2 separate regions of the Homo sapiens genome follow, and region 1 is linked to region 2. The links are chromatin loops, found by intact Hi-C in ENCODE. Cell type or tissue: IMR-90. All regions are shown on one strand. Links, peaks and the distances in the headings refer to the core of each region. The heading gives the core; the rest is flanking DNA.

Evidence for each region. A loop is a pair of places that touch in the nucleus more often than their neighbours do. Peaks named below come from ENCODE experiments on the same cell type or tissue, not always from the same donor. Only the 100,000 strongest peaks of a DNase experiment are listed, where the experiment ranks them.
Region 1: it touches region 2 in a loop (8-fold over the local background); 8 of 110 quality-filtered maps call a loop at or near these places.

The regions. Positions count from the first base shown.
Region 1 is chr17:41,055,089-41,070,540 of GRCh38, forward strand. KRTAP2-3 (keratin associated protein 2-3) reads right to left here and starts at 5,026. Exons shown (of 1, transcript NM_001165252.2): 1 at 4,152-5,026. The coding sequence starts at 4,962. The coding sequence ends at 4,576. KRTAP2-4 (keratin associated protein 2-4) reads right to left here and starts at 10,791. Exons shown (of 1, transcript NM_033184.4): 1 at 10,028-10,791. The coding sequence starts at 10,757. The coding sequence ends at 10,371. KRTAP2-2 (keratin associated protein 2-2) reads right to left here and starts at 142. Exons shown (of 1, transcript NM_033032.3): 1 at 1-142. The coding sequence starts at 123. RefSeq lists enhancers at 4,196-4,770, 4,771-5,345, 9,987-10,524, 10,525-11,061. In IMR-90, for the core only: a CTCF peak has its summit at 7,253 (motif pointing left); DNase peaks (open chromatin) are centred at 4,343, 5,393, 7,103 and 11,303; H3K27ac peaks cover 3,124 bases.
Region 2 is chr17:40,901,583-40,917,034 of GRCh38, forward strand. The region is part of intron 1 of LOC105371777 (a long non-coding RNA gene); the gene reads left to right. Among named protein-coding and RNA genes, the nearest start is that of KRT20, 24 kb to the left of the region's middle. In IMR-90, for the core only: a CTCF peak has its summit at 7,893 (motif pointing right); DNase peaks (open chromatin) are centred at 7,959 and 8,459; H3K27ac peaks cover 1,601 bases.

The sequences.
Region 1 (15,452 bases), core at 3,595-11,594, 150 kb after region 2:
GCACACGGTGGTCTGGCAGGTCACGGGGCGGCAGCAGCAGGGGTCGCGGCAGCAGCAGGGCTGGCAGCAGCCTCCCCCGTAGCTCAGGGAGGAGAAGGTGGAGCCGCAGCAGGAGCCGGTCATGGTGGTGTCTGAGGCTGGTGTGGGTTGGGCTGTGGAGAGGAGCTGGATGTTCTCAGGTGTGAATGTCCTCCTCCCCCTCTGGGCCCTTTATATACGCTGGCTGGGAGCTGATGACCCCCAGGACACAAGGTCATTTCCTTGTTTTCACTTATTCTTCCTGAAATAACACCAGCAGATTAGTAAGTTTTGTAGACATTGTTTAGATGCTCAGGTACACATAAAAGTCTATTTTCCTTATTTAGTGTAGACCCATTATATTTTGCTATTTATGGTTCAAATATGAATTTAATGACCCTAACTTCAAAGTCTCCAATTATCGTTATAATTCAATGACGCTTTTGCTAGTTGCTGTTTTGATAGCTCAAAGCAGCTGTTGTGCTCTGCATGCTCTGAGGGTTATTACTTGCTAGCAGTTGAAGTAAAGCGAGCATCTCAAGTTGTTAGTATTCTTTGCCACTGCTAAGCTTCCTGGGCAAAACAAGTTGAGGATAATACTACAGGGATAGTTTAAAAGTCAGGATTTCTCAGTAAAAGAAGAATTTTCCTGTCCCCTTTTTGGAGGTACAAGAATGCATTTTAGTAGGTTTCCATCATCCAGTGGTTTTTGTCTTAGAGATATGTTCATTGATTTCTATGGTTGTATCTTTCCAGACCAAGGTAAATTTCACTGTAATCTTCATGATAGCCAGTATCATTAAGTTGTAACTATGTTCCAAGCATCATATTAAAAAATACATGCATTAATCTAATCTTCATAACATTCTTAGGATGTGGATATTGTTTATTTCTCATTTCACACATAAGGAACCAGATAAGTGACTTACCCAAGGTCATGTACCTAGTAAGTGTTGGAGCCAATACTCATTCCAGAAATATCTGTGGGAACATTATTTATCAGCCCAAAAAGCTGAAGAACTCACTGTAGCTAAAGAATGGATTGTAGGTACCACATTCCCAGGTATTAAGGAATGTCTATTTTATTTAGGAGCTTTTACAGTGTATTTACTTTGAAAACAGTTGTTATTTATGATATGTCTAATTTTTAGAGTCGGTTGAAAGGACTCTATGTCTTACCAACAGCCTCAGGAGTGGGAAGAATTACCTTCTATTCAGCCTTCTGAAAATGTCGAAACATACCCTAAGGAGATAGTGTCATAGTTGGGCATAACTGAATGATTATGGGGTATTGTGAACAAAGCCACCAATATGGTGAGGAAGTCAAACAAGTCTATGTAGAGGAAGGTTGCAGTCTTGCGGTATAACAAAACCCTTCAGTAGTGATCCCACTTGAACGTGTTCTCGGGCCTCATCTGGCCCATACCTCAGTGTCTTCAACATCTCCCTGTGTGCTATGCTGGGGCTCATTTCTGCTTATGGAACCAATTGTCATTTTTAATTGTTTCAAACTGTCATGACTTGTAGGCAAATTATGTCACTCAATCACTTTTGAGTCTTTGCCTCTTAATTTACTTGGTTCTGACCTTTTCCTTTACAACTAAGACTGTTCTATTAGGTTGGTGCAAAAAGTAATTGTGGTTTTTGGCACTTTCAATGGCAGAAGCTACAATTATTTTTGCACCAGCCTAATAGATCTGAAGTTGAAGGTTCAAGTGTAAGCATTCTTATTGATCACACCACTTGCATGGTTTCTTATAGGCTTACCCAGATCTGCACCAGCCACTTCAGCCAACCAGAGAATGGGGTGACTGTGGGAATAAATGAGATCCAATAATAATGATAGGTTTGAGGGGAAACAAGGCATTGTCCATTTGAGAAAACACTTTTAAATAAGGAGGTCTCTAGAAGGCTAACAAGAAAAACTCTGAGAGGAGAAAAACAGATGTACTTAACGAATTTTGAAAACAGTGATCAAGAATATATAGAAAGAAATTAGACTTGTGAGCCTATCCATTGGTTAATTACCAAACCGTTAAAAAAGATAAAACTCCATTGTGCACGTACTGCAAATGTAAAGTTTTTGAATATAACAGTCTTCTTGTTGAGAAACTTTTACCATATTTCCAGAAAAAAGATCTTTCTTCATGATTGGTTTATTGTTTTATTTTAAGAATATGCATATCCAGCATGAGTTGAGAGTTGGGATGGAATGATAATGTCTTTCTCTGTTTTAACCAATCCCCTTAGAACTTACTCATTTATCATTCAACACATCATTTCTGATTATACTCAATGTGCCAAATATCGTGCAGATCAGTGGGAATCTAGTAGTGAACAAAGTTAGTCGAGATCCTGGCCCTCAATGTAAATTAGCTCAGCCATTGTGGAAAGCAGTTTGGCAATTTCTGAAAGTATTTAAAACAGAATTACCATTCAACCCAGCAATCCCATTAGTGGGTATGGACCCAGAGGGATTGAAATCATTCTACCATAAAGACATATACATGCATATGTTTATTGCAGCACTGTTCAAAGTAGCAAAGATATGGAATCAACCTAAATACCCATCAAGGGTGGACTGGATAAAGAAAATGTGGTACACATACACCATGGAATACTATACAGCCATAAAAAAGGAAATTATGTCCTTTGTAGCAATGTGGATGAAGCTGGAGGCCATTATCCTAAGCAAACTAACACAGATACAGAAAACCAAATACGGCATGTTCTCACTTATAAGTGGTAGCTAAACATTGAGTACATATGGACACAAATAAGGGAACAACAGATACTGAAGCTTACTTGAGGGCAGATGGTGGGAAGAGGGTGAGGATAAAAAAACCATCTATCTGTTACTATGCTTTTGTTTAATTAAATTAATTAATTAATTAAGTTTTGAGACAGAGTCTCACTCTGTCACCCAGGCAGGAGTGCAGTGGCGCAACCTTGTCTCACCAAAGCCTCTGCCTCCCAGGTTCAAGCGATTCTCCTGATTCAGCCTCCTGAGTAGCTTGGATTACAGGCGCATGCCACCATGCCCAGCTACTTTTTGTATTTTTAGTAGAGACAGGGTTTCACCATGTTGGCCAGGATGGTCTTGAATTCCTGGCCTCAAGTGACCTACCCATCTCAGCCTCCCAAAGTGCTGGGATTTCAGGCTTGAGCCACTGCACCTGGCCATCTGTTACTATGCTTATTACCTGGGTGATGAAATAATCTGTATACCAAAACCCTGTGACACACAATTTACCTATATAACAAACGTGCACATGTACCCCTGAACTTGAAATAAATTTAAATTAAAAAGACTAAAGACCCCTGCCCTCACAAAGCTTCCCTTGCCTCACTTCTCTCAATGGGCAGGTAGATATGCCCAGGAATACATGCTGAACAATCAAAGAAATCTCTTTTCTATCACATGCTAGGAACTAAAAAGATATTTATCAGGAAAATGATAGTGGTTAGCCTTCCTTACCAACATACAAGTATTTAACAAAATCAAAAATATATGCAGTATGGATTAATGTTATCAGCATTTCAACCGCATTGCAGTTGTTTAAATGGTTAAGATGTATGCGGAGCTCAAAACTAGGATGATTACAACCAAGGCTTCATTTCTCCCTGTCTTCTCAGCAGCAGCCACTCCACTGGAAGTAGAACTGGCCATGGTGGTGCTGACGGGAACCATGGAGAAGATGGGATAGTGGTTCCTCCAGCATAGGATGTTCAGTGGCTAGGGATTCCCAGGTCTTGTTTGACATCAATTACCGTACAGTTTCCTACATTGGTGAACAAATAGGGCTATAACTTAGCTTAGACTTCCTCCCCCTTATCATGTGTGTGAATTATTCATAAGTCAAGTTTATGTTTACAGAGACCTACTGTAGTCTCACCATTTCGTCAGCATCACCATAAAACCTGCGACTCGAAATATGAAGGTGAATCATGAGATGATCAGATTTATTTGAAATGCTATTAAAATTATAGACCTTCCACCTGAGTTGTTCCTATTCTAAAGCTCAAAAATGGCCCTTAGAAAATCTCTCCTTTCGTTCTTCTGGTTCTGCATGCTGTAATGTAAGCTAAATATGAGCTTTTGAAGAGCAATAAACAATAAATAAAAAGAAATGTTTGCTTCCCCAGAAATATAATTTTATTTTTTTTTACAGTGCAAAAATACAGCATACAAATAGTATTATCCTGGAAGAAAAAAATCTCATCTGAGAACCTTGAAACAGTAGAAAAAAGGGTGATGAGTCAGTGGGACAGAGTTCTATTCAAGAGGAGCTTTGATTTTTATTTACTCGTTTTTTTTTTCAAGCCAGGAATTCGAATGATGAAAGCTGGAATTTTTCTCAAGATTGTCAGAGAGGGCCAGGATTAGCTGCATAATTATGTGGGGAAATAGATAGGATGTTATTGTTGAATTCGTGCTTGAGGATCAGCTAGGCTGCAAAGGTGGAGTCTCTCATCTGATCCAGAAGGGGTAGAAGAGTCTGCACAAGCTTCTGTGCACCTGGGAATGTTTCGTGCGTTGAGAGGAGAGGTGGGGTCTCAGCAGGAGGAGGTCCTGCAGGTGGTGCTGCAAGGGGTCGGCTGGCCGCAGGGAGGCCGGCAGCAGGGGGACTGCACAGACACAGGCTGGCAGCAGGTGGTGGCCCAGCAGCAGGGCCTGCACACCACAGCCGTGCACGACGAGGGGCAGCAGGTGATGGGGCGGCAGCAGCCTTCCTGCAGGGAGCAGGGGTCGCAGCACACCGGGCGGCGGCAGGGCTCGCAGATGGGGCGCGTGCAGCGGGGCACGCAGGTCACGGGGCGGCACACGGTGGTCTGGCAGGTCACGGGGCGGCAGCAGCAGGGGTCGCGGCAGCAGCAGGGCTGGCAGCAGCCTCCCCCGTAGCTCAGGGAGGACAAGGTGGAGCCGCAGCAGGAGCCGGTCATGGTGGTGTCTGAGGCTGGTGTGGGTTGGGCTGTTGAGAGGAGCTGGATGTTCTCAGGTGTGAATGTCCTCGTTCCACTCTGGGCCCTTTATATATCCTAGCTGGATGCTGATGACCCCCAGGACATGAGGTCATTTCCTGGAGTTGTAGCTGCCCGTTGAAATGAGAACTCTGGATTTAACTGCTGAGGCAGCGATCCCTAAATCACTAAAGAATGCTTTGTTTTCTACCTGTCTACTTTTTCCCTAGAACGGAATACCTGGTCATGTATATCATCAGAACAATTGCTCATCTATCAGCTAGTCCTTCCAGGCCATGCCATGTGAGAAGGTGCAAGTTTGAAGAATCCAGCCACCATCACACTTTCCTCTTGTTCGCTGCCATCCGTGACTTAAGCATGGGACTGGAATGTTCATGAGTCACAGGCTGGGTTTCTGATTGGCATTGAGATCAAGCAAGAATTTCTTAAAAACCAAAATGGCTCATAAGAGCAGATGTGTATTGATTCTGCTATGGAAAGAATGGCCCAGTGTTTAATGACACAGTGCCTAACCTTGTTTATAAGAAAATCATCACCAAAGCTGCTAGACTGATTTTATTTTAGTAATCTGAGTTGGTTTATAACTCATTAACACTTATGAGACACTTATTATGTAGATGGTACTGTACTATTTGGGGGTGGAGGGGGAAAGGAAAGAAAAATAGCTTTCAAATAGTTTCCTATCACATAGTAATCATAACTTTTAGTAAGGCAAGACAAAGATAAATCAAGCAATTAAAGGGAAAGAACTTTTCTGGGAACAATAAGGTCAAACTAAATGGGGATTTCATTCATTCTGTGCCTTTCTGAATGCCCTTCCCTGATTATTGACCTAGAAATAAAATTGAAATTGGGCTATTTCTTGCTTTCTTGCTTTGACATATGCACTTTGTATTACATACTTAAAAATCTATGGACAATATCTACAAAGGAATCAATTATCTTTCTGTCACAGCTTCTTTAGTTTGTTGGCTGAGGGTTTTGTTTGTTTATGAGGTGGGAAGGTGGCATTATGAAAAAGACAAGGGGAATTAGTTTAGCTGGTGACCAATAAAATAGCTTTGTCTTTTCCAGCCATAGCAAAGATGAATAGGAATACAGAAAATAAATTTAGAGTTGGAAGGTAGATTAAAGATAACATTGTCCAAGGAATGCTGATGGTCTTCAGTGCAAATTTACCTCTGAGGTGTGTTTTGTTTTGTTTTCTCTTTTTAAAAATACACCCTTTGGTCTATCATATCCCTGATCTTTGAAGTCCTTTGAGTCTATGATCCATCATAGTCCATCACAGTTTTTGGAAGACCAGATTTACAAAATGAATTCCTCCAAAGTCGTACGGATCAAAGAGTGGCAAATATTTAGCAATACCACAGGTCTTCTGTGGAGTAGAAACACTGGTGATGTCTCCCAGTCTTTTTCCAACTCGGAGTCACTCAAAATAGATAACATGTAGCAGTAGTTATTAAAAAGTTTTATTCCCTTTAGTGAAATAAAATAAGTACTCACTTGATACATGGTTTAGCATTCTGTTCTTTGTTTTGGAATGTATACAGAGATGCCAAACTAAAAAGAGAAATATGTCTGTAAATCCACTGCTTTTGTTAACAAAAGAACACAGTACTAAGAAATACTGTTTTCTAAAATTATAGGCTGTTAGAAACCTTGCTCTTCCAAGCCACATCAGTAAGAAGGAAACATTTCACTCTTGCCTAGACAGGATCTAAGTCATCTGGACAGAGAAGCAACCTCAGTACCCAACCCAGGTACAGAATTTCAGACAAGTGACTTGCAGACACAACATTCCCCATTTGTCTCAACTATACAGTTTCCAGTGAAAGAGGACCATAAGTCTGTTTCACAGCTCAGGTCTGGTGTTAATTATTTTTTATACACAGCCCTGTTTTTCTTGAGCCTATGAAAACACTATGTCACGTAATTTTACCCCACCATTCCTCAACATTTTATAATAACATTTCTCCTCCTTTGTTTGGGAGGATGCCCCATGGTCCTCAGCCATGTGGTCTCCCTTGCTGTAGCACATTAATAGTCCTAAGCTATTGGACAAGAGATGTATCCCTGGTCTTTACCACATGGACTTTTTTAGTCATGTTATTCAAGTTCCACACATTCTTCAAGTGCATAATCACCAGGATGGAAACAAGTAAATCTGAAGCACAGTGAAAATAACTTGTGAGATTTTTGTAGTTGGATAGATAAAGAATGTAGTGTTGGTGACCTCTTGTGATGGTGGGCCATGCCCTCTTCTTAATAGTTTTATGAATTATATTTTGTTAGGAACTAGTCTGGAAGCCACTAGATGTTAGGAAAATTATTAAAATTCTAAAATTAGAAAATACATTCCTTAAGGACTTCGTTCTCAGAAATAATCTTAAAAATATCCTCCAATCATAAGAGTCAGGGATGGGATGGGGAATATTGACGGGCACAGGGCAGGAGGAAAATGGAGAAGATAAAGAAGGATTCCAGTCCTTTCTCCACCTCTTTGCAGTTGTCTAACTTAGAGTAAATGACTTACCCTTAGCCAGGTTTCCTCATCTGTAAAATGGGCAGAGTCTTCGGTGCCTGGTGTTCTTCAGAGGCTGGCTTATCATAAAATCCATACAAACATGGAAGACAGAGAAAGGGATATAATTAATTAGATATAATTAGAAAAGAAAAGAGTTTAGTTGTGAGAGACAGAAAAACTAAATGATCAGGGGACTGGTGGAATTTGTTGCTAGAATTTTTTTAAAAATTTCATCTGAGTTTTTTAGATATTCATTTGCCTAAAGTCAGGGAAGGCAAAGTAATCTTTTGAGGTCTATTACAGCTTTGAGTTGTTTAATTCCCTTGGAAGGTTCAATGTGAAAGAAAGAGTCGAACCATCAGATACTTACATGTTGCTCAATCCTTCTTTTACCTGATGCTGCACTCCTATTCATAAATCCTATAATCTAGGACTCATTCCTGTGGACTTGTAGAATGAATTTTTAAAGATTATTTTCATTCTGAGACAGCCTTAATCTGATGCCAAGTTGTTGTGGGTTTTTTTTTTTGCCTTCTTCATTATATTTATTAGAAAATCTATTCCTACTGGTAGATGTAGACTATCCTGAAAAAAAATTACAATTTAAGTTTGGTTAGTAAAGCCCTCCCCTGAATTTGTTCCCATTCCCAGTGAGTTGATATGTAGTAGATAGCACATCTTTTGAGCCTGTTCGATACAGTGATGTCCAAATGCTCCACAAGGAATATAAATGAATGTTACTGGGCATTTAACTATGTGCCAGGCATCTTGCATACATAAAAAGTTATAATTGTTATTTAACTTCCCTAGCAATCTACATTGGTAAATGTTGCTTTTCCCATTTTGCGGATGAGAAAACTCGAGAGTCAGAGAGGTTAAGTTACACTAATGCCAAAATTTTTTCTTTAAATAATTATCTACCTTTTAAAATTCTTGTGGTAAAGACAATTTCCTTTTATTTTGACAACTAAACAAACAGAAATTAAGTACCGGCTACGTATTAAACTTTGAGCTCAGTATTGGAAGCCAAAAACAAACTGTGGTCCCCTCCTTGGAGGCAAAAAAACATATAATCTCAATACAATGCCTTATGGGGAGGGAGGTAAGCTATTGGAACTTGCTGAGAGCTCCTAACCTGTATGTGTGTGTGTGTGTGTGTGTGTGTGTGTATGCATTTGCACATGTGTTTGTGTGATACAGGGGTTGGGACAGGACTACTGGAGAAGACTGAATTGAATCTTGGAAATGAATCAGAGTTAAGTAGGTGATGAAGGTGAAGAGAAAGAGTGTGTAAAAGAACAGATAAGTGAAAGAACATGAGGAAAAGCGAAACATTTGGAACTGCAAATGTTTAATAACTATAAGGTCAGTGTTGCTTGAAGTGAATCTTAGTGGGGAGCAGTGAGACATGGATCTATAGAGATGGGCAAAGGACAGGCAGCAGACCACCTGATGTGCACACACTTCCTAGCCACATGGGTAATCTGAGGACTGGCCTAGCTCTCCTGTAACATCTTCAAATACCAAATACTTGTACCAGGAATCCTAGTGCCTGTCTCTGTTCCTCTTCTGTCTTTCTCATCATCTCCATCATCTTCCTCTTCACTCTTCCTCCTATTCATTGCCTTGCCTCCCCTCTTCACTTTTTATTCATCCCTTATCTCTTACTTTTTGTCTCTCTTTTTTTGTTGTCATTTTATTCCACCTATGACAAACTCAAGATACTGTTTTTTTGCACATTCATTTACATTCACTTCTCTGCCAAACCGATTCTTCTGATTACAGTTTAGCAGGTGCTGTTTCATACTTATTATTATATTACATTTTTTTCTTCACTTTGGGTGTCTTCATTGTGGCTTGTCCTTGTGACTATTCTTGGAAGGCTTCCAGGCCATGCTTGTTAAGCCCTCAAGGAGCTCAAATCCTGGTCTTCCTCTGAAATAATGGTCCTGAAATTCTAATGAATTACATGGAAGTGATAGAAAATAAACAGCCTTGGGCCCCACTCCCAGAGATTTTGATTCATTAGGTTTGGTTTGGGGCCTAAGAATGTGCATTTTAATAGGCAATTGCAAGAGATTCTATTGTGTATGACGCATGGGCCACACTTTGAAAAATGCTACTCTAGGAACTGTGGTAAGAAGATGAGATGCGCTGTGCTGGTCAGTTTACTACCAGTGGTCATTCTGGGCTTGGCATATGCTATTCCCACTTCTACCCCTCTTCATGAACATTGTCTTTCCTTTTGTCTATTCCATTAGACCATAAGCTTCTTGGATACAAGGCATGTAGCTTGTTCATCACTAATCAGGCAGCACCTGTCAACTGGAGGTCCCTTGATAAACAATTCCTGAATGACTGAATAGATGAGATTTCTATGGATAAGGTTTTGCTTAGGTTGAGCTTTGTTTCCCTTGTGCAGGTTCCAAAATCTTGCTTATCTGTGTACGCTAATAAACATGCACTAACGAACAAATCAGGGAGCAGGGCAGTCTGCTATGCCAGGAAAAATTAGTTTATTGACAACAGTGAGCAACACATTGCAAAAGATGATGGTGACAGTTTGAGCAGTAAAAACCATCAGGTTGTAGAATGTGTTTGCAAAGTCCACCCCAGGAATTCTTAAAGGTCGATTTACTATCCATAATGACTAAGGCTGATGTAGACACCTGAAAATGTGGGTGAGGGTGGTAATGGACGTCTGCTTACACCAGGCTGTATCCAGATGGTAAAAATCACTATTGTCACCTTGTGAAAAAAAATCTATTTTTCTTTTAACTTTTTAAAAACACCAGATAGATGTTTAGGCTTCAGTGTATTGCTCTGTGGGGGCATTGGGGTCTCAGCAGGAGGAGGTCCTGCAGGTGGTGCTGCAAGGGGTCGGCTGGCCGCAGGGGGGCCGGCAGCAGGGGGACTGCACAGACACAGGCTGGCAGCAGGTGGTGGCCCAGCAGCAGGGCCTGCACACCACAGCCGTGCACGACGAGGGGCAGCAGGTGATGGGGCGGCAGCAGCCTTCCTGCAGGGAGCAGGGGTCGCAGCACACCGGGCGGCGGCAGGGCTCGCAGATGGGGCGCGTGCAGCGGGGCACGCAGGTCACGGGGCGGCACACGGTGGTCTGGCAGGTCACGGGGCGGCAGCAGCAGGGGTCGCGGCAGCAGCAGGGCTGGCAGCAGCCTCCCCCGTAGCTCAGGGAGGACAAGGTGGAGCCGCAGCAGGAGCCGGTCATGGTGGTGTCTGAGGCTGGTGTGGGTTGGGCTATTGAGAGGAGCTGGATGTTCTCAGGTGTGAATGTCCTCCTCCCCCTCTGGGCCCTTTATATACCCTGGCTGGGAGCTGATGACCCTTCAACATATGATCATTTTCTTGTGCATCTTCTGGCCAATTAAGTGAAGATTTAGCATTGACTAATGGTATTTTGGTCACTCTTCACCTCATACATATTCATGTACATACACCACAAATATTCGCTCATTTTCTTGTATTGTTTATCCTCACTAAATTTAGACATTGGATTCACTTCTGATTAATTTTCCTTTGAAATATTCCTAACCCATAAGAGAGAAAAGAATGTGTTTTCTAAATTAGTGTCTAATCGCTCTGCCCTTTGGCGCTAAAATTAGCATGTTCTTCCTTGTCTTCAAAGGCTCCCATCACCGGCACCCAAGCAGTGACTTGCCTTATTAATGCACATGGGCATGATGGTAGCAGGTTAATTGCATCATCCTAGTGCAGACCAGTAGTCATCTGCTTCACAGATAGCTCCTTCCATGACTCACTTAAAGATAGGCTTGTGGTTTTTCATATGAGCAGGGACCACACGAAATGCAGATCCCTGGCCACTGGTGTGGTCACTCTCCCCTGACTAGGACCTGGGCTTTCCTGCCTTGGTTTTGATGTGTCATCATTCACCTGGAATGCCCTCCTCATCCTTCCAATCCAAACTCAACTTCTACCTTGATTGTAAAACCCTCTTCAAGGATCCATTGCAATTATTATATTTGTAATTTGTTTGGAATTAGTCGTTGCATCTGTAGAGTCCGGGAAGGGATTGCGGAGAATATGTAGGCCTATGCCCTCACTCTACAGCTGAGGTCCTGAGAGTGTACCAAGGTCACACAATGAGGTCACCATATGAGGTCTGAGATCCAGGTCTCCTCAGTCTGCAGTAAGTAGCCTCTACTATGAGTTTTATGCTCATTGGATTCAGTAAACCATGGTCTTTAGACAGGAAAGAAAACATATATTAAAGTAGAAGCCCAGACTTCATGCCACTATGCAATATATCCATGTAACAATGCTGCATTTGAACCTCTTACATTTATACATATTAAACACAGATTTAAAAAAATAAGTAATGAACTTTCCTTTCAGCAGCAAGGTTAGAAGTGGTACTGGAAGAGAATTAGGGAAATGTTTTGCCCAGATGACACATTGTCATCCTGGACCCCCATTGACTCCACTAAGTATGACAATGTGTCTGAGAGCTAGAGAAGGGACCTGGAGAAAGCTAACATGATGCAGGGTTTATTAGTGGAACTTACATACAAGGGTGGTCCAGTGGTGGTATCTGGACAGGAGAACTGCTATTATTTGTAAAAAGCATGCAGTTCACACAGTATTTTCATTAGAACCCTCCACCTAACAACCTCCATTTAATCCAAAACAAAGGGCCTCAATCCCCAGTATGACCTGTGTTCTAATGGATGAGGTGGGGATTCAAATGTCCTTCATAGATAAGGAGTGGATCTCCAAGTTGGCCACTCCCAGATCCTTAGCTCAGAACTCCAAGCATACATTCTTCTTTGATTGTAGGATCATTCTCAGGGTATGCTTAAGTTAAGTTATTGCTGCCAGATGTGTCTGCCATACCCTCCACCTCAGCATACCCTTGAATAGCCCTTACATTCTAATCACACCATTCTTCTGAGATTTCCCTGGGGCTAGGATATGCAGAGGAGCATTGCAACCAGATGTTTCAGCAGCAACATAAACTACTACAACAAAAAAGAATAATGAATGTAACAACAATTGTACTGTATAGAAAGTTTTTCCAAGCACTCAGGAGTTGATTAAACCATGTGGTTACAGGGTCATAAGATAGAGATTCTATAGCAGAAATCTGGGTATCTAGGGCCCACATGGCCTGTGTTACATTGTGAGAGTAATCAGGGATATATACACAAAATTCAGTTTTAATTAATGCACAGGTTCTGCCCTGATAAGCGGTTAAGATGTCCTGGGCCATGCAATTTTGCAAAGTAACACACCTAATTTGGGCAGTTTCTTCAGTGAGAAGAGTAATATCATGGCAGATATCATTAAAGACTGCAGCCCTATGTTAAGCCAGGGCCTCAACTTGCAGCTGTATGTCTATTGTCACCACTTGGGTGGTGAGTGGTGGGGGGAGTGGCGGGGGGGACATGGCAAAAGTGGCCAACGGGTAAAACCACTGGGATGCATGCTTCCAGCAGTGCCTGGCTTTTACAATTTCCCAGTTAGTAAGAATGGTGTCTAAACTGGGCACGATGTATCCCAGCAAATGAGGATGTCCCCAGGTGCATCTACCAGTCCAGTTATAGGGTAAGTAAGGCCAACTGTGGATGCCGCATGCCCACAGCCATCCTAAGGGGTGTGGTAGGCCCCCAGGTGGAGAGTCACTCTGTCGTCGCAGTCAAGTATCACTGGTTACCTGAAGAGATTGGTTTCATTGCTGTCATATTCCATGTCTATTACCTGAAGAAATAGATTACATTACACTGTGGGGGTAGCCATCCCATACTACTGGTTTTAGCTTGTGGCATGCTATTATCATGCCTTTTAATACATGTGGGTGCACAGCCCACAAGCTGTATCTATACTGCTGTTGTCCACCCTGGCCCATCATCTACAGAATACCCCACAGTGGGGGTGACATTAACCTGCTCCTATACTAGGTGGAAAATATGTTGTCTCATCTCTGATGGTGGGAAACTTATCACATGAAGTGTGGTTATTGCTAAAGGGAAATGGGTGAGGGTCATTATACCAAGTATAGAAATGGCTCCAGATACTGAGGTTAGCTGCTTGGATGCACCATGGCAGGCTGATGCTGGAGGAGAAGGGCAGCTCCCTGCAGATGCAACAGTCTGTTTTGTTTTGGGGAAAGGTCGCCATTTGCACCCAGTTGGTGAAGAGGTACACCACCTATGGGTGACAGGTGAGATACCTAGTGGGTAGAAGAATGGGCAAGTTGGCCGGGCACAGTGGCTCACGTCTGTAATCCCAACACTTTTGGAGGCCAAGGCGTGTGGAACACCTGAGGTCTGGAGTTAGAGACCAGCTGACCAACATGGTGAAACCCTGTCTCTACTAAAAATACAAAAAAATCAGGCAGGCGTGGTGGTGCATGCCTGTAATCCCAGCTACTTGGGAGGCTGAGGCAGGAGAATCTCTTGAACCCAGGAGGCAGAGATTGCAGTGAGCTGAGATCATGCCACTGCACTCTAGCCTGGGCAACAAGAGCAAAACTCCATCTCCAAAAAAAAAAAAAAAAAGAAGAAAGGGCAAGTCAGGCCATCTAACAAGACAGGAAGTTGTGTCGTTCTGAGAGATCACCACCCCCAGCAGCAACCTGTGCCTGGTTTGCAATACCACATGGATTGCCCACTTCTGCAACACGTTGCAGCCACAGTAAGACAGTGTGGATATTGTAATGTCCCATAATGACAGGATGATCACTCCCTTGCACAAGTGGGGACTAGGATTGATTATTTTAGAAGTACAAGGAGGAATAGGATGTAAAATAGGTGTGATCTGTATATCATTTTCTACGCCCTTGCCCCATGGAGTGAAAAAACTGTACCAACTGGGGCTGGTTTGTGATTTCCGGGCACATGTAATGATGTGCTCTCCAGTGGGTAGGTCCTATGGCAAGGGCATAGCCCCAGGTTGAGTCCCAGGTTGAGGCAAAGGAGGGGGGTACCATCCCTTACACTGTCAACCTGGATCGTGATGGTGGTATCAGGTCCTTGAGCCAGAAGAGTGTGTGCACTGGGGAGATGAGAGCACACCTGTTAATTCAGGGATATCTTGGGCCTGCACGGCCTGAGTTACATTGTGAGAGTAATCAGGGATATATATACACAACATTCAGTTTTAATTAATGCAGAAGATCCACACTAAGCGTCCAGGGCATGTGATTTTGCAAAGTGATACATCTAATTTGGATAGTTTCATTCAGGGCGCAGATGGGTGCTGGTAAGCAGTGTGTCCACAGAGCCAGAGAGGGCGTCTCCTGCCAGAGTTGTTTCTTCAATGGTTGTTTCATCCATTCAATCAGCCCCGCTGCTATAGGGTTGTATGGCAGGTAGAAATGCCAATGGATATCCAGGGCCTCCACCGATTCCTGCACTTTGTATATGGTAAAGTGAGAGCCCTGGGCACTGTTGATATCAGTGGGGACGCCACAGGCCACATATAACTCCAGTCTTTTTATGGTGGTTTTCTGGGTAACATACTTGCTGGGATACACCTACAGTAGCCCCATGCAGGTGTCTGCACAAGTCAAGGCGTAGCGGAAGCCATCAGATAGGGGCAAAGGCCCTTGGGATTCTGGGACCTTGGCCTTCATCCTAGTATAAAGGGGCTGGCACCTGCCATTCCTCTGTGGGAGGGCAGCGGGCTGAGCCTGAGGCTCCTTTGTGAAGCACTCTTCCAGCTTGAGCTTCTGCCATAGCCTGACCAGAACAGCATTGAACTGTAGGCTCTTAGATAACAGTCTAGATTCAAATCCAAGCATGTCTAAATCGAAAGCTGTGTTTTCACAAATAGGCTTATGAAAATGAGATTCTCCTTTGAATTAATTTGAATAGGCTCACTTTGCACTATCCATTAATCCTCATTATATTGATAAAGCTAAAAATTTAACTAACTATCCCCTCCA
Region 2 (15,452 bases), core at 4,729-12,728:
TATATGTGTTCACAACATTATGATATAAAGGATATGTGCTGGGCCAGGTACGGTGGCTCACGCCTGTAATCCCAGCACTTTCGGAGGCTGAGGCGGGCGGATCACGAGGTCAGGAGTTCGAGATCAGCCTGACCAACATGGTGAAACCCCATCTCTACTAAAAATACAAAAATTAGCCAAATGTGGTAGCACGTGCCTGTATTCCCAACTACTTGGAAGGCTGAGGTAGGAGAATTGCTTGAGGTGGAGGTTGCTGTGAGCGAAGATCAAGCCACTGCACTCCAGCCTGGGCAACAGGGAGAGACTCCATCTCAAAAAAAAAAAAAAAAAAGGGATATGTCCCGGATCAGCTGGATCAGGTAGGTTTGGGAGGTGTTTTCTCTTTCACTTCCCCATCACCACAATCTCTTTATAGCTTAAGAAATAAAAAAGAGATAACACAGGCCTTTGGGAGAATCGAGATCAATAATGCATTAGATAATGGTGTTCTGAGGCAGGATTTCAATGAAAGGCTAAGTGCTGTAACTATGTAACAAAACACCAGCACAGGACAAAGAGTAGGTTTCTCAATCAACAAGGATAAACAGCCCCACCCTCCCAACCTTGTCTCCAGGTTTACAATTATCTGCAGTGTTTGAATAGAGCTCAGAGATCTCTGGGCAGTGACAATGAGTCAGCTGGGCCCATTCATGTTGGAAGTTTTATATGGGTGAAAGTTAAAAATGTTAACTTGTTTCTATGTTGTAAAAATGTTAAACAAAGAATAAAAGTATATTCTCAAGATGACTCATGAGGAAAAAAGAAAGTATATTAGTAGTTTCAGAGCTCAGACCTGAATCAAATGCCTGAATCAAATCAAAAACTACTCAAAGCTTTGAGACCTAAGAAAGTCACTTTCTTTTAATACTAATGGACTTGGTATAATTTGTAATGCCTGCAGCTCAGAGTTTAGGCGGAGAGTCAGCCACATTGGCTTCACCTGGGGGCTGATTACAGATCTCAGGCCACCCCCACACCCCACACCCATCGCCACCACTGACCTGCTGAATAAGGATCTGTATTTTATCAAGATCTACAGGTGATCTGTGTGCCTATTAGAGTTTAAGAAGTGCTGTAATGTTGCACTCAGCAACTACTTATCTTGGCGGTGGTGGGAAGGGAGGAGGGAAATCTAACCCCTTCACAGGTGCATCAACTTAGTGCCTAAGACTTCTTGAAGCATTATGGGAAAGCGAGGGTTCTCAAAGTGTGGGCTTCAGACTGGCAGCATCAGCAGCACCCAGGAGCTTGTGGCAGTGCAAATTCCCAGACTCTGATTATCTGGCTCAGAAACTCTGGGAGTGGGACCCCACAATCTGTGGCTCCATCTTAGCAAGTCTTTCCAGTGCTTCGGATGCATGGTAAAGTTGGAGAACCATGGCTGTAAAGTATCAGTAGTCGAGGAGCAGGAAGATATTTCCACTGGTTGTACATTTTAGTTTAGAATGCTTGATCTTGTCAAGCGGAGCCCCACATTGAATCACATGTTTCATAAGGCAGTAATTCTAACTTTGAAAGAAGTCACGATGCTCTGACTAATTTGAAATTTATTTTTATTTCTGAGGGAGATTTGGACATGGAAAGGGATGGCAAGAAGTGAAATGGTTGAAAAAATAAAGAGTATGACATGATCTGGCAATTATTAACCTGGGGAAGTGAAGAGTGAAAGAAGAAGCAATCGAGCCACATGTTATCTCTGTAAATGGTGAAGTGACTCACCCTAGGGCTCACCAGGAACAGGAAGATGTCGTTTCTTTCTTGCCTCCAAGTGGCAAGCAGGGACTGTGTGTCCTTCATTCATAGCTGCTTGAGAATCAATTACAATAGGTGGGATGCTGTGATAGCCAATAGGGTTCAGAAATCAAGACACAGTCCATGATTCCGAGGAGGCGGCAGCCTAGCCGGAGACGGTGACTAATCGGGAATTATATATAATGTTCACGAAAAGATTTGTGGATATAGAGGAAGGATCCCCAAGTAAAGCTGGGTGGGAGGGAGTCATTGAAGTTTTCCTGAAAGTGCAGAGTTTGAGGGAGAGTCCAAGCTGGAAAAGCACAGGGACATGGAGGTGGCCCACGCATCCCTAAAGTGCAGCGATGAGTAACTGGTGGATAAGTCACAGCCCATAAATCTCAGAATTCATCCATTCACTCCACAAATATTTACTCAGTACCTGCTGAGGGCCTGGCACTGTTCTAGGCCATGAGGATACTTCCGTGAGCAAGACAAACACAAATTCCTGCTGACAAGGCTTCATTCTAGCAAAGGGATATAAACCCCATACAGATAATATATATGTAAATTATAAGACAATGTGATGTAATCACACTGGAAAGGTAGAGAAATGGCAACCGGAGGTGTGAGATGGTGTAAGAATCCTGTGATGCCATCTTCTACAATGGGGATTTAGGTCTTTAATGTCTTCTTTTTTTTTTTTTTTTTTTTTTTGAGACGGAGTCTCGCTCTGTCGCCCAGGCTGGAGTGCGGTGGCGTGATCTCGGCTCACTGCAAGCTCCACCTCCTGGGTTCACGCCATTCTCCTGCCTCAGCCTCCCGAGTAGCTGGGACTACAGGTGCCCATCACCTCGCCCGGCTAATTTTTTTTTGTATATTTAGTAGAGACGGGGCTTCACCGTGTTAGCCAGGATGGTCTCCAACTCCTGACCTCGTGATCCGCCCACCTCGGCCTCCCAAAGTGCTGGGATTACAGGCGTGAGCCACCGTGCCCGGTCTTTAACGTCTTAAGTTGATAAAACAAGAAATAGCAGTGTAAGCATATTCCTTAGAGATATGCAGGTTAATACCAGAAACAATAGCTAAAAGATTTCAGAGAGAAACATTCAGGAGTGGGGACACCAGGGGCTGCTATTTTTTACTATGAACCTTGTATAGTATATGATGTATTCATTCATTCACTCACGCATTCATTCATGAATTCACAAGTCTGTGTGAATATCAGTGTGTGCAAGGTTTTGTTGCAGATGCTGGGGATACAGTAGTTAAAAAAACACAAACGTTTCTGCCCTGGCGGAACTTAGATTCAGGGGTGGGAGCTAGAGGTGAAGGGAGTAGGTCAGAGGAGAAAAAGGAAGGGTGGGGAGGGCTGGGAAAGTTGCCCTTGTGTGTAGAGAGATGAGAATGGGCCTCCCTGTGAGAGTGGTATTTGAATGACAGCAGGAAGAAAAGAGCCATATGGCAGCTCAGGTGCAAAGGTCTATAGCAGTTTAGGTGTGAGTGTGGGTGGAGCAGTGGGGATGTGGGGGTGCTCAGGGATGGAAGGGAGGGTGGTGGAAAGGACCTCAGCAATTCGGAGGTGAATGGTGAGGGATGTGGATGCCATCATCCAGCAAGGAACCTGCCTTTTACTCTGTGATATGAGAAGCCACCGAACTTTGGCGATGGAGTAATTCCTTATATCTTTAAAAAGAGGCACAAAGACCACACCTCATAAATACTGACATCATATTAACAGAATAGATAATACACCACTTTTTCAAATGTATCTTTTTTTCTTTTAATCGCTGAGAGGGAAAAGTAGTATCAGTGGCAGCACACACACACACACACACACACACACACGGAAGAAATGGAAATAAAAGCTAAAGAACAAACTAGTAATGATTCGGAGTGAGACCCCTAACACCTCCCGAATGGGGGCAAGAAGCTCAGGACTCTGGTAGCCCAGGCAGAGTCTGAGTAACTGGCGTTGCCTCTCTTCATGCATCTACCTGATCCACCTGTCCTTCTACCCACCCCTCTGATCCCTAGGAATTCTGAGAGCCTGGTATCACCCAGGTACAAGATGAAGAAGTCTATTGTCCCCTAGAGGGTAAATGGCAAGAGGTGCAGTTTAGGAGGATTCTCAGTCTGGGAGGAGAAGCTAGCTGAGAGCTTGCCACAGATGTAAGCAGGAACGCCCGGCTGAAGTGGGAACGAGGCAGAGGCTGGAAGACACAGCAGAGTGCTGTGCAACAGATGCCGCCTGGCAGACATGGTGCTCTCATCACAAGAGACTGTTATTTGGTACTGAAGTAGCCTTCACATTCCATAGAAAAATGTCTTTCTATTTTTTATATTATACTTTAAGTTCTGGGGTACAGGTGCAGAACATCCAGGTTTGTTACATAGGTATTGATGCGCCATGGTGGTTTGCTGCACGCATCAGCCTGTCATCTACATTAGATATTTGTCCTAATGCTCTCCTCCCACAGCCCTCCACGCCCCGACAGTCCCCAGTATGTGATGCGCCTCCCACCCCCCGTGTCCATGTGTTCTCACTGTTCAACCCCAACTTATGAGAGAGAACACACGGTGTCTGGTTTTCTGTCCTTGTGTTAGTTTGCTGAGAATGATGCTTTCCAGCATCATCTATGTCCCTGCAAAGGACATGAACTCATCCTTTTTTATGACGGCATAGTATTCCATTGTGTATCTGTGCCACATTTTCTTTATCTGGTCTATCATTGATGGGCAATTGGGTTGGTTCCAAGTCTTTGTTATTGTGAACAGTGCTGCAATAAACATATGTCTGCATATGTCTTTATAGCAGAATGATTTATAATCCTTTGAGTATATACCTAGTAATGGGATTGCTGAGTCAAATGGTATTTCTGGTTGTAGATCTTTGAGGAATCGCCACACTGTCTTCCACAATGGTTGAACTAATTTACACTCCCACCAACAGTATAAAAGCGTTCCTAAGAAAAATGCCTTTCAATCCTTTACCTTATTCCATGATCACCAATTTTCTGATACCTAATTCAGTGTGCAGGCACATTGATTCCAAGACAGGTTCATGGTATAATGGCAAAACAACAGCAAGACAACTTCCATTGTAAATGAACGGGGGCTTCTTGTTCCTTGGGTTTAGCTGGCTCCATTCCCTTAGCTCCTGACCAACCTTGGTAAAATAAAATTTCTAAACCTTGAAGCTTGAGGACTGGACCTTTACCAACAAATGTGTGTTGAAGAGTGAGCATGGGAGGTGCAGTGAGTGTAGGGGCTCACCTGGAAATACTCCGCTCCTCCTAAGCATTGCTCCAGCGTGGCACCCACAGCCACAGAAGGAAGCACAGCACAGGAGATCCATCAGGGTGTCCCATGAAATGCTGCATCCGAAGCATGGGCCAAAATATCTAGACCTCAATGAAGAGCTATAAAGGGGTGTTAGGGGATACAGCATCTAACATAGAAAGCACGCTGTCCATGGTTATTAAGTGAATGCATGGATGAACAGGAGGAGTCCAAATTATCTGTTTTAAAGAGGAAGACATTTCTTTGTGTTTTTAATCCTTCTTGTTTTTATGGTGTCTACTACCAATTAAAATGTATTGTGCCATGTTTCTTAATTAAAATAAGAAATTTGATTGCATGTTTCTGTTGGTAAATGATCATACAAGAATCATTCATGTCAGCTTTGTTCTGGGAATGAACACAGGATATGGGGTCAAGATACGTGGGGTAACTCTGTTACCAAGACCTTTAAGGAAATAGTATTATTGAATAGAAAATGGAACATTTGGGCTCTGAAGTCTTATTTCATGACATTTAAAGTGTTTATTTAGCTCTGGCTTCCTCTGCTGGAAGATTGACTTTCTTATTTGCTCCTGTAACGGATGGATATGCTGTGTGGCTGTAGAGCTCCTTCCCTCCCTCCCTCCTTTCCTTCCTTCCTTCCTTCCTTCCTTCCTTCCTTCCTTCCTTCCTTCCTTCCTCCCTCCCTCCCTCCCTCCCTGCTTGCCTTTCTCTTTCTTTCTTTCTCTCTCTCTCTTTCTTTATTCTTCCTTCCCCCCTCCCTCTCTGTCTCCCTTCCCTTTTCTTTTCTTTTTTCTTTCCTTTCCTTTCCTGTTTTCCTTCCTTCCCTCTTTCATTCCTTTCTTTCCATCCCTAGTTTTCTTTTCTTTTCTTTTCTTTTTTTTTTTTTTTTTGAGGCAGAGTCTCACTCTTGTCCCCCAGGCTGGAGTGCAGTGGTGCAATCTTGGCTCACTGCAAGCTCCACCTCCCGGGTTCACGCCATTCTCCTGCCTCAGCCTCCCGAGTAGCTGCGACTACAGGCGCCCACCACCAGACCTGGCTAATTTTTTGTATTTTTAGTAGAGATGGGGTTTCACCGTGTTAGCCAGGATGGTCTCGATCTCCTGACATCGTGACCTGCCCGCCTCAGCCTCCCAAAGTGCTGGGATTACAGGTGTGAGCCACTGTGCCCAGCCTCTATCCCCAGTTTTATATTGAATTATAATTAGATTCAAAAGAAACCTTTCAGCCAGTGGTCCTCATCCTTAAACTGCATATTGGAATCTCCTGGGAGACGTAATGTTGTAGGCTAAGGATATAATTCAGGCTATTACTGAATTATAAAGCGTGCTGTGTTCATATCCTGGAGGATGGAATTGGGTCACAGTGTTTTCAAGTCTGAAAAATCAGATGCCATAGTTCTTTGTGTTTTTAAGTTAGAGTCCATTGCCTTAAGTCCTCATGGGCATTTTAAGAAATAGATCAAAGTATTTGATGAGCTCAGGGTATGGGCACCCATACTTTCTCCTCGCTTTATCCTTCAAATTAGTCTACTTAGAATTTGCTTTTAAATTTCTGCCTAATTTTAAAAAGACAATTGTGGGACTGAGTTGCTGTCCTACCCTTTTTCTTTAATTGTTATTTGACTTCAGACTCTTCCTATAACTCATGTGTGTGTGGGTGACACTCCTCTGAAAAATGGGCCAACAGAAGGGCTTATTATTTGGGCCACTGTGGTCATGAAACCCAGGTTCACATTGATTTTATTGCAAAATTTAGATACATGCACCAGTCCACATGTTAATTTGCTTAGTATTCTTACCTTTTAAAATGTTTTTGCTTCTCAGACCCTTGTGATTTCAAGTCAGAAGTCCCTGACCTCTTAATGCTTGTTTTTTTTTTGTTTTTTTTGACACAGTCTGCATCTATCCCAGCCTCAGTCCTCAACTTCCACTGCTCTGTGTAGCATAATCCCCATGCAGTCCCACAGTTACAGTCAACAGGGCCTTTCCTCCATCTATTAGCAAACATTCCTGTTCTTAGAGCCTCAGAGAGTGAGGCAATGACAGGATCACGATTTTAACATTTCCCCTTTCCTGAAGCTTCTTTATTGGGACACTGGTGTTAAAAAGGAAAAAAAAAAACAGCTTAATTAAAAATTTTTATGTATCATGTGGAGCAGGGTTGCCTAAATGAGAAAAAGATACTTGAAATCCCAGCCTCTATTTTCATCAGTCAGAGGAATTCAGAGGAGGCTCAGGAAAATTGTGAGGACAGAGGGCTGTGTCCTGAGTCCCTAGCCTACAATCCCTGTGTCCATCAGTCAAGGAGGGCAGCCTCATCACAGCTGCAGGCTCTCCTGCATATCTTTGTCAATTGTCGACCGACTAATTCTATTCAGGTTGCCTTTTGTAGGGGTCAGCAGAGTAGGATCCTGGCAATTTCATATGATTAAAACTATTTTGAACAAGACCCTTGGCTAGGATCTGTTTCAAACGATGAAGAAAGTTCTTTTTTCATTGTTACAGGAATTGTGTTTAATGAGATGTAGAAGGCTGTAGTGTAAAACTTTTTTTTAAATGGGGTTAGGAGGTTTAAGGGAGATAATTGAAAACCTGGTTATCTCTTGTTTTAGTAGTGGTTCTTTGCTGCTGTACATGTAACACAAACTACTTGAATTTCAAGATGCTACCATCCCTTGGGCATGAATTATGAATGTTTGATATTCCTTGATTCCATCACAGGACTTGTATGGTTGATCTTTGTCCAACCCGAGCCTTGGATCAGGAAAAAGGATGAGTTCGGGTTTATGTTGCCCTATAGCCAGCAGGGGGTGTTCGTGGCCTTCCTATTCCAAAAGGCCGCAGCACCCTCTCCCAGGCTCCGGGTGAAACTGGTTTGTGAGTCACCATTACCATCCTTCTTTCTCTGTTCAAATTGGCATTTTACCAAGAACAGCATTACTTCTGAGTGAGCAACAGCTGACCAATTATCTTGAAAAATATTTGGGAAGCTATACAATTTTAAAAGTGAAAAGCAAAATATATCTTCTATTTTTAACTTGTTCCCTAAACATGAATTACCTGGGGGAAAAGCAGATGCTTTTCAATCTTTTAAATGATTGCACCTATTCTAAACCATCCAGGTGTTTTTGAAATGACCCACAGTCATCTTTAATAGCATGCGAAGGGGCCAAGGCCCTCTCAACTTTAGATTTAATAGCCTGCCCCCTTCAATTGTCAGAGATATTGACAGAGATAGGCCTGACTGTTCTGCTGTAATTTCAACTCATTTTCTCCTGCTCTAATATCTATAGTACGGGATGGACTTTTTTTTTTTCTTTTCTGTAGAGGCCAGGTCATAAATATTTAGGCTGTGTGGGCTGGAGAGACTGTTGCAACTACTCAACTCTGCTGTCCTTGTGCAAGAGCAGCTGTAGACAATATGCAAACAAACGTTCATGACTGTGTCCTAATAAACTTTATTTGTAATTTGGCCACGCCCTATCTTATTGATAGCCCTCCAAAACGTCAGTATCTTCCATATATCTGTTATTTTATGTTGTTTATAAACTCAAACTCTTCTCCGATTAAGAGGAAAATAATCGAATCTGAAAGTCCCTCAGGTTCAACTCCTTTCCCAATGCCTGGTCCCCCTTATAACACTCTTGACAAGCATCTTTGCCCACTGCTCGGAACTCTCATGCTTTGTGTCTTCCCTGCAACACAAGCAGTGGCCCCGAAGAGCAGACAGCGTGATACAAATGCACAGAAGTTTTTAAGGAGATAGCACAACAATTTAGAAACTAAGGCTGCTGGAATGATGAGCTTTTAATCTTTTCATTCATCGCAGGGTTTAATCCATATTTGAAAAGAAAGATGCCACAGTATAAAGCTGACAGGCACTGACTGGCCTGAAATATCTCAGGAAAATCTGGTTTCAGATTTTTCTAGGAGTTGATCCAAGAACATTTTTCTTTCTGCCTTTTGATCTGTTGAAAGATCCACAAGATACTTGGATGCCTTGAAGACATAAATGCCAGTACAGAAATAAACTCTGACGAGTTGTCTTGTAAAGGGAGCCAGCTCTTAGAGAAGGGATCATTGTAAGGGTAGGAACTGAAACTTTTTTGTCTACTACCTGACATTCTCAAACCCTTCTTTCCTTTGTACTTTTTCTGTGAACAGATGGTTTCGTCCAGCTTGGAGTGGGTTTAGGGGAGACTGAGAAAACAAGACGGCTGCCTGCAGTTTTAGTCTCTCTTTACCCATCTTAAACTTTTTCTTCCCCTCTCCATTTTTGAGAGCAAGAGGTTACATGCTCCCTTTCCTCCTGTAGAAGAAACATTTAGCTGGGGCTGACACAATGGCGAGGACATGAGAAATGACCACAGGAGAAGCCCTGGAGGCAGAAGACTAGGTCTTTGCCCCTTTTACAGTGAGATAGTTTTATATAAATATCAGAGGTTACTGGAGGCACCCAAACAAAATTGAGGACAGGAAGCAAATATCTGAGAGGCTCCCAAACCTCGATGTACTGTGGGACCCAAACGAGCACGTGAATCCCTTCTAGATATCCTTTGGATCCTTTAAGAGTAGCACAGGCGGGGCGCGACGTTTCACGGCTGTAATCCCAACACTTTGGGAGGCCGAGGCGGGCGGATCACGGGGTCAAGAGATCGAGACCATCCTGGCCTACGTGGTGAAACCCCGTCTCTACTAAAGATACAAAAATTAGCTAGGCATGGTGTCATGTGCCTGTAGTCCCAGCTACTCGGGAGGCTGAGGCAGGAGAATTGCTTGAACCTGGGAGGCAGAGGTTGCAGCGAGCCGAGATCGTGACACTGCACTCCAGCCTGGCGACAGAGCGAAACTCTGTCTCAAACAAACAAATAAATAAATAAATAAAGAGTAGCAGATACCACTTATAAAGTTTTATTATAAAGAATTATTGGAGTTGGCTATGAATTCTCCTCCTTACTCACGTCTGGTGGGGCAAAACGGGGAGGATCAGATACTATGAAGACAAAGATACTGGAAATAGATCAAAGCCTTGAATTCCCAGCCCCAGACTCTACCCACCATGATCCCTACCTGCAGGGGTCTGGGTTCCTCTTGCCCAGCCTGCTCAATCTCTGACCCCCTAGCATGGGTCTCTGGCTTGCTCAGAGGTGCAGGCTCCCAGCTCCCCTTCTCCAGTCGCCTGAAGACTCAGTGGTTCCTCTCTGAAGGATGTAGTTTTAACCTTTGTTTGCTGTAAAAACATATAGCAGGCAAGTGCTTGTCACAAGGGGACTTATTTCTTCCTTCTGCTTCATGTGATGGGGAGGGTCCGGCTGTGGATATCTGCTGTGCTAAGACAGCCACAGTGTGGTCTAAGACAGAGCCTGGTCTTGGCCACTCTGATATCTGGCTGACTGAGAGACAGTGTGGATGGGTGGAAGAGGGCAGTCTTGCATGCTGTCATCTCCTCCCTAGGGCCCTATTGACCTTTGGTGGATCCACACTTGAGGTGTGGACAGAGGAGAGAGACAGAGAATGCCTTGTCTCCTGTAGAAAGGCCTCTTCTGGAAACTTCCAAGCACCTAACATTGTAGGAGGAGAATAGGAGACTGAGAGAGAAATATAAAAAGCCATGTTCCCACAGTAAGCTCTCCTACCACTGGCTCAGCCTCCTGTCCATTTGGGAATGATTAGAGATGCTACCTCCTTCCTCAGGGCTGCCAACTACAAGTGCGCAGCCTCCCCCAACTCTTAGCACTGTAGCCAGGTGTAGTTATAAATAAACGTTGGGGTGACTTATCCTTGTGTGATGTGTGTAAGTTAGCCCTTTCTTTGATTAACTATAAATACGTAAATTAGATATTCCCTGGTTTCCCCAAACACTGGTAGTAGTGAATTTTCTTGGAATGCCCTTCTTTGGTCTGCTGGCTGATTATTATTTTCAGACGACACTAATGACGGCCCAGGTGTGATGTCTACAAAGCCCCACATTAAGGCGCTTGCGTAGCAAACCTGCCATTCAGGTAATGACGGCCGCCCTCTGGAAAAACAAGCTGAGACCATACCGGGGAAGGCCTTGGATACTTGAGAAGGGTGTGAGGCCAGTCACAGGAGTTGACTCGGTGGAACGGGGCATAAGAGTTACGGGTGGCTTTATGAAGCTTTTGTTGAGTGTGGGAGGGTGGAAAGAGCTTTACTGAAGAGACATGTTTTCTGTTTCCCAGTTCAAATCAATTTCCTTATCATGATACAAGCAAGGGTAATAATTATTAGGATTATTTACCATGATTATGGGTGACAGGAATTGCAGTTGGGCAAAGGGACTCTTTTGTATATTGTAATTTCCTTCCCTAAAGTTCTAGCTTCCTTATTTTGTCTTCCTAATAGTGACTCACACCGCAGTAGGCAGGAAGCAGGTATTTAATGACCACTTCTTCACTGGTTCTTTATTCCAACTCCATTCATTCCAATACAAATTTCTTGAAAACAAAGAATAATGACATCCATAACACAAATGAAAGCAGCCTGTCTAAGCTGATTTAATTTAGTATGGAATAGGACGCAATTTCACAGTTAGAGTTATTGTTGTTTATTTTTTTTTATTATTTTTTTTTTTTCAGATGGAGTCTCTCTCTGTCGCCCAGGCTGGAGTGCAGTGGCGCAATCTCGGCTCACTGCAAGCTCCGCCTCCCGGGTTCACGCCACTCTCCTGCCTCAGCCTCCCGAATAGCTGGGACTACAGGCACCCGCCACCATGCCTGGCTAATTTTTTGTATTTTTAGTAGAGACGGGGTTTCACCGGGTTAGCCTGGATGGTCTCCATCTCCTGACCTCGTGATCCACCCGCCTCGGCCTCCCAAAGTGCTGGGATTACAGGCATGAGCCACTGCGTCTGGCTGTTGTTTTTATTCTTAAAACTTCAGCCATCATTTGGTTCACTGAAGAAAGAAATGGCCCTTGAAGAGAATTTAGAAAGATTTTTATAAGTGAATACTCACTTATACATAAATATAGACGTATATTTTTTAGTGCTAGTTAGCTAACACAATAGACAATCCTGGACAAGTGTTTTCCATCCTCTCCTGTGAATCTGATTTGTGAACCTCTCATAGCTTTTACTACGCATGGAGTCCAGGAAAAATTTGGGACAAAGTGATCGATCTTAATTTCTAGACTTCATTCTGTCTTCTGTTCTTGGTGAGAACCTAAGAAACATCTTCCTTCCAGGCCTGACTTAGTGCTCTTGCAGGTTTAGCTTGCTTGGAGCAAGACTGTGCTAGTGGGATTCTAACGATGCCACCTTTCCTGCTGTGTTGTTTATCCTGTTCAGTTGATAGAGGACCTATTGAGACTGGTTTATAGACACGACACTCACTGTGGGGAATGCATCGAATTGCTAATTGATCAAAATCACCCATAATCTTGCGACTCGTGGATCAGCAGCCTTAGCATCCTCTGGGAGCTTGTTAGATGTCCAAAATCTTGGGCCTCAACCCAGAACAATTAGATCAGAATCTGCATTTTAACAAGATCCCCATATGATAAGTATGCACATTAAGATTTCGGAAGCACTGACATATAAGGCTTGGGACTGGGTGGTGACCTGAAACTACTGCTTCCTAGGGTGCTGGGGATGATACATGAACATTTTCACAATATTTTTTTTGTGATGAATCTCTGGATAAAATATTCTCAGCTGATGACTGTTGATGGTATTGGGTGTATCTGTGGCCTGTCCATTATTACTACCCTGTCTTTGTCTTTCTTGTCCTATCATATTCTGTGAGTGTGTGGGGAAAGAAAATTTTGATAGAAAACAGGAGTGAGTGTGGAGTCTAACTGGACAGGTTGGGGTCTGAGGTCCTCCAGGTTTGGAACTTGCTAAACTCTCTCAGGGAAGCAATCATCGTCCCTGATGCTGATTCGTTTTAGGCTAAAACAAGTTAAGAACACACCTCTGTATGAAAGCAGTGGATGCTTTGAGGTTTGATTAATGAGAAGGTAGCTTTTGGTTATAAAAACCTGTCCTCTGGTCCTGAGTGTCTATTTCTGACTCATGGATCTTGTCAGAACAAGATCCAGGTAAATGATGTCAAACTACCAATTGCCTCTGAAAAATATGAGTTCTGATTTTCAAATAGAAAATCCAGATTTCTCATACCTGGGCTCTTACCTTAGATAAAAGCCATCAGCAAGGGCTCATCAAAATGTGTTGCCCATATTCAGATTTTACATAACTCTCTAGCAAGCACTTTTGACTTGTGTGGCACAAAGAGTAAATATACTGGGTACAAATTCTGTTTCCACCATTTTATAGCTGTATGACCACAGGCAAGTTAATGCAGTCCATTTGAGCCTCAGTTTCCCCAATCATAAAATAAAGATAATGATATGCCACAAGGTTTTGATAAATGTTAAATGAGATTGTGAATGTAAAGCTCAGTCAAGGATAGTTGTTATTTAAAAAACTTCTGGTACATGTGTGTGTATGTCAATGCATACATGCTATGCTGCGTATGCATACCATGGAATTAGCAAAAATTGACTTGTAGTTTCTATTAGATGACTCATAATTTTATTAGATGAATTCCCATTTAAATTTCAATGGGAAGTTTGGGTGAGTAGGACAACCCATGTACTGAAATAGTTACACACACACACAAAGTTCAAGGTAAAACTTCTGAGTATGATTAGATCATCAGATCGTTAGGTATGTGAGAAGCACTGTCTTTTCCTTTTTGCATGATCTCACCTCCAGTATATTTTAGAAACTCTCTAACTCTCTTCAGAGAGATGGTGACACGTAGATGTTGTAATAGAATAGATGAGATGGGAATGAGTCACACATGGGAATGAAAGTAGGCCTATAGTCATTCGGAAAACCAATGTTGTTACCATAGGGAAATAACCAACAAAATACTTCAGGTGATATGTAAACACCAAAAATCTGAAAAGTATTTATTGATTAAAAGCTGTAGAAAAGTATAGCATTTAGAGTATAGCATTGTGAATAATCATGGCTAGAATAAATGAATTATACTCTTAATGACTTTTAAATATTATGACTAGAAGCTACGTAATAATTATGATCACCTTAATTTGTAAATGACTTATAGTTTCTTGGTGAGGGAGAACATTGCTTAACTATGTTGAAAAGAGATCTCCTTTCAGTGAAACTGTTGGTTTGTGTGGTATTGGAGGCATAAATATTTGTAGAGAAATTGTTAATGTCCCTGGAATGAGGAACTAAAAGAGAGTCAAAAGGAATTGAAACTCAACGAGAAGAAAAAGAATTTCCTTGGGCATCCCAGCATGCTTAAGTGAGGAGCAGGGGATGCCCTGACTTCAGGTTGGAGCTACACTGCTTGGTCCCACTTGGGAAGGAGCAGAGAGGAGAGCTGTGAACATCATGTGCAATGGCTTTACTCTTTACCATCTCTGAAGAGGGTAGACCTTTGCTTTTCTCTTGAAAGTTTTGATGTCATCTATTGTTATTAGACCAGGACTTTCATTAGAGGTCCATGTCAGTGTTAAAATGACTAGTATGCTGGTCAAAAGTTTGGTGGGATGCAAATGAACTAGTTCGCCTTAAATCAGCTATTGTCACTGAGCAAATAACAGAGTCTTCTGTTTAAAATACTCTGTTTCACTTGCCTATTGCGGCATGAAAAATGACCCCAAAACTCACTGGCTTAAAACAACCACCATTGTATTTGTTCACAATTATTTTGTGGGACAGAATTTTGGATTCAGAATAGCAGGGATGGCCTGTCTCTGCTCTGTGATGCCTGGGGGCAGTGGCATTGTCTTGAATGGCTGGAAACTGGCTGGAATGGCTTGACTCAGTCATATGCCTGGAGCCTCAGTTACAGCTGTTGCCTGGAGCTTCAGTTATGGCTGTTGCCTGGATTCCTCAGCTTTCCTTGGTGTGGGCTCTCCAAGAGGCTAGCTTAGACTTCCTCACAGTATGGTGTCTCAGGGTAATTGAACTTCTCACATGGTAGCTGGCTGCCTATAGGGCATTCCAAGAGAATAACTCCCAATGTGAAAGCATTTAGTAAGCCTCTGCTTGTGTCAAGCTTGTTGATGTTCCATTGGCCAAATCAAGTCTCATGACCAAGCCCAGCGTCAATGTGGGAGGCAGTAGAGAAAGGCCTGACTGCTGGAGGCATGGATGCATTGGGGCCACCAATATGTACAGCATACCCAGAAAATAAAACCATTATTTAAATGAGAAATTTAAATGCACATTTATAAATTTTTAAATTTACCATTATAAATAATGATATTATTTACTATCTGTTTTCTGTTGTGCAAGACCAAATAGGTATATGTGAAACTATGGTACAAATTGCTTCATGTCCATGAAGGGTATGCTTAGAAATATGTTATTTTATC